Regions from separate parts of the Homo sapiens genome. Here region 2 is linked to region 1. The links are chromatin contacts, found by Hi-C in ENCODE. All regions are on one chromosome and are shown on one strand. Each heading gives the region's core, a stretch centred on a gene start or an enhancer-like site at or near the end of the contact. The rest is flanking DNA. Distances are from core to core; before and after follow the strand shown. Region 1 holds the start of PCA3 (prostate cancer associated 3). Region 2 holds the start of PRUNE2 (prune homolog 2 with BCH domain).

Region 1 (2,856 bases), core at 132-2,631:
CATTTCATAGATAAGGAAAGTGAGTCCCAGAAAAGCACTGGTTTGGACAAGTTCAGAAAGCTAAACAGTGACTGTGGATGTATGATTCTGTCTCTTAACTCCTAATCCAAATGTCTTCTCACTAGATAAGGCTGTGCCTTCTACATTTGAAGGCTCAAACCCCATGGATGGATGGAGGGAAGGATGGGTGGAGGGATGGATGGATAGATGGATGGATAGATAGTTTACTCATTCATTCAGTTATGCAAGAAAGATTGAGCCACCTCCCCATCAGACAGTGTGCTAATTGCTAGAATGCAATTATGAGAGCTGTTTATAGTGCCTGTCTCTATTCTGTATGCCTTCCTTACCTCAGTTGAATCCAGGGAGGTATATAATCCCACCATTCTATTGAAACCCCTCATCAAGATCACTAGTGACCTCTGTTATCAAATATAAGGACTATTTACCTATTCTTATCTTTCTTCATAGCATTCAAAACAATTGACTACTTCCTTCTCCTTGATGTCTATTTCATCTTGGCTTCTATGGCATCGTTTTCTTCCAAATGCCCCCCACCTGCTGGAAGCTCTGTTTCTGTTTCCTTTGCTGGCTCCTCCTCTTGTGTTTAACTTCTACATGTTGGAATTCCCAGCTTGGTTCCAGCTCATTGACTTTTCTCTAACTGCATGTCCACTCTAAGTGGTTATATGTTAATGTCACGCCCCCAACAAATGTACATCTGCTACTGAACTCAAAACGTATATCTCTAACTTGCCTGCTTGATATCTCCATTTAAATATCTAATGGGTATCTCAAATTTAACATGTGCTAAACAGAACCTTTGACTTTTTCTCTAAATCTGCTCTGCATCATTCTTCTCTCTCAGTATAGTTAGTCAGCAACATTAAACAAGTGTCTTCTATGTGCCAGAGTCTGTTGTAGACATTGGGGTTACAGTAGTGATGAAACAGACAAAAATCTCTAATATCAAGTACCTTCCATTCCAGTGGAGGGAGAAGGATCATGGAAGCCAAGCAAATAGCTTGTTCACTCCAAAAAGGCCTAGGCCCAGCCACCACCTCTCACCTTAACCATTGCAATAACTTAACTGGTGTCCCTGCTCCTACCCTTCTGCTGTCCTATCAACACAGCAACCAGAGTAATTTGTATAAAACACAAATATAACAGAAACACAAAACCTCTTCCCCAACTTTAAACCTTCTAGTCACTTCCCATAGCTCTTTGAATAAAATTCCAAACCCATTCCCATGGCCTACAGACCTCTGTATCATCAGGTCCTTCCCACCATGCAGATCTTCCTGGTCTCCCTCGGCTGCAGCCACACAAATCTCCCCTCTGTTTTTCTGATGCCAGCTTCTCGGCACTTGCTATTTCTTCTGTCTGGAACACTCTGACTTCAGAATATGAAAGCAGGTGGCCACTCCCATCATGCAAGAATGCCAACCCACATACAACCATACCATTTCTCAGATTTCCCAGTTTAAACCTTCCTTCTGTCTCATCATGCTCCTTCCCGTCACACTATGTTGACACGTTGCTATTAAAAATTATCTTATTTATTTATTTATTTATTTATTTGTTTGTTTGTTTTCTGCCTCCATGCACTGAAATGCAGCTCCATGAGAGCAGTGACATGTCTGTCTTGTTGGCTCCTATATCACTGGTGCCTAGAACAGTGCCAGAAACACAGGAGTTGTTCAGAAGTATTTGCTCTGTGAATCAACGAATCAATGAATGCATTGTGAATGAGGTTATTGGTCCTACCCTTGCCCAACAAATAATCTTTTAACCCTAACGAAGTTGAGATCCACAGGTCAATTCCTAAGGTGCTCCTCTAGTGAAGTCTTGTCCAAATGTGAGTTCCCATCTTTACTAATATCTTTCAAACAGTGTAACTCAATCGAAGTGCTTAGTCCATGGCAACTCATTAAATTTCCTTTCCTCTTTTATTTATTGACTCATGGGCACCTCTCACTGTCTAAACACAGAAGAAAGCTCCCTCTTCCCCATGCTTCCCCATGCCCTTTATCCCACTCCCTCTTCCCCACTACCCCTCTCCTTCTCCATATTGGGCCTCCCAGCACTTCCTGTCACTGCCATACCATTCTCCTCCCCACCTGCTCTTCTGCAGTATCCACCAACGTGGCTTTTAATCTCTCAGTCCTCAGAGAGCACAGGAGAGGCAAGGAAGCTAAATAGACGACACCAGATCCTCTCTTGGGGACGGGGGATATGAAACTTCATCTGTTCATTACTTTTGTGTCATCCCAGTTCATTGGTAGAACTGGGCAAGTACACCACCAGCTTGTGTTTGAAGTGGTATTACGAGTATGTTTTCTCCAGGAGAGTAGAGAGTAGTTGCGTCTAATTCAGACTTGGGGTGAGCACTCCCAGAAGCACGCCTATGCTTGTTATGGCTCACTTAGATGACTACACTTACTGCAAAGCCTATTAATACTTAAGCCACATAGTATACCAGGTACTGTACTAAGTCCTTTAAGGTAACTTATTTAAACCTCACGTAACTCTGTGACACCAGTAGTCCTGCTATGATCCCATTTTATGGATGTGGCAACTGAAATTAAGTAACTTGCTCAAGATCTCATGACCAGTAATTGACTTGACTTCCAGTGCAGGCAGCACCTGGGCTTTTTGTCATGATGCTATAATGCTGCCCCGACCAGAAGAAGACCTCAGTCTTCACATCGTTTGACACAGGACTTGAGGAAAAGTACACATTGCCAGATGGAGCTAGAAGGGGAGATGGTGCACGAGGTGGGAGGAGTGCAGGTTTGCGGTAGAGGATGTGTCTCAGAAATGGCAACCATTCAATGAGGTTGGAGCCAAAGACAC
Region 2 (2,856 bases), core at 255-2,754, 140 kb before region 1:
AAGAGAACTTCTACGCCACTCACTGTCAAAGTGTGGTTTTTGGATCAGCAGCATCGGCAAACCCTGGGAGATTGTATACATGGACATTCTCAGGCCCATTAAGCCACACCTATTAGGGCTAAAATTCTAAGGATGGGGCACGGAAATCTGTGTTTCATCAAGCCCTCTAAGTGATTTAGATACATGTAAAGTTCATCGAGAATCAGAGCATCACACCTGAACTGCACATTAGAATCACTTGGGTCACTTTCCACAGAAATGCTGTGGCCCCATGCCCAGAGATATTAATTTAATTGGACTGGGATAAAGCCCTGGTATCAGTACTTTCTCAAGTCTCAGGTGATTACGATGTGATTTTACTGTGCAGTCAGGGTTGAGGCTACTTCTGTAGAACAGCTGAGGCTGGGGGCTAGGACAAGGGCTGGAAGGATCTTACAGGTGGTGTGCAAAAGCCCAGAGGTCAGAGAAAGCCTGATGTAGTGTGTTTGGGGACCGGACAAGGCTACATACAACAAAACCCCATGATTTAAAATAAGGTTTGTAGATATAAGTTCATTTGTTCATTGTAGTACTTCTTAAACTTTAACAAGCATAGAAATCATCTGAGGGTCTCATAGAAACACACAGATTCTGATTTGGTAAGTAGGAGCAGGGGACTGAGGTTCTGCATTTCTATAAGATCAGCGATGCTGATGTTGCCGGTCTGCAGACTGCACCTCACCTTAGCAAGGTTCTATTGCCCCAGCTTTCCCTGAGGGTACATGTCAGTGGATGGGAACTGCAGAAGGATGTATCTATGCATTAGTCCCAGGGCTGACATAAGGGCACCTAGTTGGGGTGAACTGTGGATGCCCATTGTTGTGTGGACATGTTTTCATGGTAGGGAGGAAAGACGCAGCCTCGCCCAACCTCCTAGCCTGCTCTTCTGATTATTATCCATCAAGGTCGTACTGCTTTTAGCTCAGCAGTAACTCCCCTCTTTCTCTCCTCGTCCCTCCCACGCCAATCTAGCTGAGTGCCTCCCCCGGCCAGGCCAGCCGACCAGATCATTAAGTGACCGCCGGAGTGCTCCGTAACGCGCCAGCCAGCCAGTGAGGCGCTGGGCGAGGCGGGGGCTCTCCTGGGACCCGTCTCCCTCTTCCCACCTTCCCCCGCTGACCGCGGCGGTGCCTGCGGCAGAGCCTCCCTCTGCAGCAGCCCCTTGCACTTGGCTCGCACTTCTGGGCGCTGTCCATGGTTGCAGCAGCTTTCGGCGCGCCACGTCAGGAGGCCGCAGCACGGCCCTGCGATTGGCGGAGGAGCCCCTCGCCATACCCCTGCACCTCCGCCCACGCGCCACGGCGCCCGAGGCGCGTGCCAGAGAGCGTGCCCGGCGCGCCCCGGGGCTCCTGGGCGGCACACCCACTTTCCTTATTAGGGCAGAGTCGGGTGCCCAGAGCCGGCGGCCGGGCGAGGGGTGGGGCGGGGAGCCCTGGGCGAGACGGTCGAGGGCGCAAGCACAGCCTCCGCCGCAGCCGCCTCAGAGCGGCAGGAGGGAGCAGTCGGTCGCTGCGCCCCGGCGGGCCACTTTCCCGGGACCCCGCTCGTCTTCCTTGGGCCGAGATTTTCCACTGCGCCCCTCCGAGTACCCGGGTTCCAAACCCCTAGCCACGACATGGAAGAATTTTTGCAACGCGCCAAATCTAAACTGGTAAGTTGAGTGAGCAAAGCTGTGTGTGTGCGCGCGCGCGTATGCTAATGGAAAGGTGGAGAGGAAAAGGTGTTGCAGCAGAGGAGGAAGAAACAACTTTGCCACGGAGTTATCAGGGTGTGCGGGTTGTCTCCTGGAAGAAATCTCAGGAACTCTGGCTCTTAAAGCTGGCAATCTGTCTCCAGAATCCTCCACCGCAACCAGACGAGGTGCAGAGCTGAAGGAGGTTGTGGCCTGGCTGAAGTTGGGTCGCTTCAGTCCAGCTTCGGTCCCTAAATCAGCAGTTTGCTCCTGAAAGCTAAGGGATAAATGGGTGTGGTCTTCCTTGAGATAAAGAGCCCAGCCTTCTGCAGATGCATTACGTGTAAGTGTAAAAGGAAAAAAAGAGACCCTTAGAACTGTACTTCAGCTGGAGGTGACAAAAGTGAGGAAGTCAGGGTGCTGGGTAGCAAGGACATGTGTGGTACTGGAGAATCCACAGAATAGAGCTTGCTCCACTGCAGGAGTTAGGGATATTCTAGTGTGTCTTGTGTCTCGCTAATTCCTGTTCACATCTGTAAATTGGGGCGGAGGCAGAAGGGGAAAGCTCTAACTGTTGGTGTTCTGGAGTTTACCAGATCATCGTTCTCCCGGGAGCAGACCTGTGTGTTAGCCCATGTTTACCATATCACTGTCCAAACAGTGAATGGGCAACTCCACTGTGTATGTTAACAGTTGCTACACATTCTGAAACAACAGACTCTAGCAGTTTCTTAATTCCAAACTGTTTTGGCTCTCCAGCACAGCAGTAATAAACATAATGGAAATGTTTCTGTTTTGGCAGAAAAAAAAAGAAAAGCCTGTACTCATTTAGAAGCAATATCTTTAAAGAACTGTAAAAGCACCTTTTACAGGCCTGGCATAGAAAGAAATGCATAATTTATGATGCCTTTAACCTTTAAGCCTTCATAGAAGCCAAAATGTAAAGTCTGCATTAAGGTAATGTTTTAATCACAAGGCAGGATATTTGCAGGGTTATTACTGTAACTCATTTACCCTCGCACAACAAAGGGAGTGCAGGAAGGGAGGGCCCAAAGATGCCTGAACCACCATTCAGAGTGCAGACGGAAGTGTGATCCTTACAATGGTCTAACTGTAACTATCTTGTAAAAGACCATTAAAGTTGA

The links. Hi-C counts contacts between places; a loop is a spot of excess contacts on that map. Pooled maps may share reads with other maps.
Region 2: a map of sigmoid colon shows a loop between it and region 1 (5-fold over the local background). The contact joins the promoter of PRUNE2 here to the promoter of PCA3 in region 1. A Hi-C loop is called at or near these places in 3 of 168 maps with a recorded cell type or tissue (ascending aorta, prostate gland and sigmoid colon) and 6 of 50 pooled maps.

What each region holds. Positions count from the first base shown.
Region 1 is chr9:76,762,963-76,765,818 of GRCh38, reverse strand. PCA3 (prostate cancer associated 3) reads right to left here and starts at 1,381. Exons shown (of 4, transcript NR_132312.2): 1 at 1,264-1,381. The region is part of intron 6 of PRUNE2 (prune homolog 2 with BCH domain); the gene reads left to right.
Region 2 is chr9:76,904,762-76,907,617 of GRCh38, reverse strand. PRUNE2 (prune homolog 2 with BCH domain) reads left to right here and starts at 1,504. Exons shown (of 19, transcript NM_015225.3): 1 at 1,504-1,690. The coding sequence starts at 1,655. RefSeq lists a silencer at 1,375-1,434.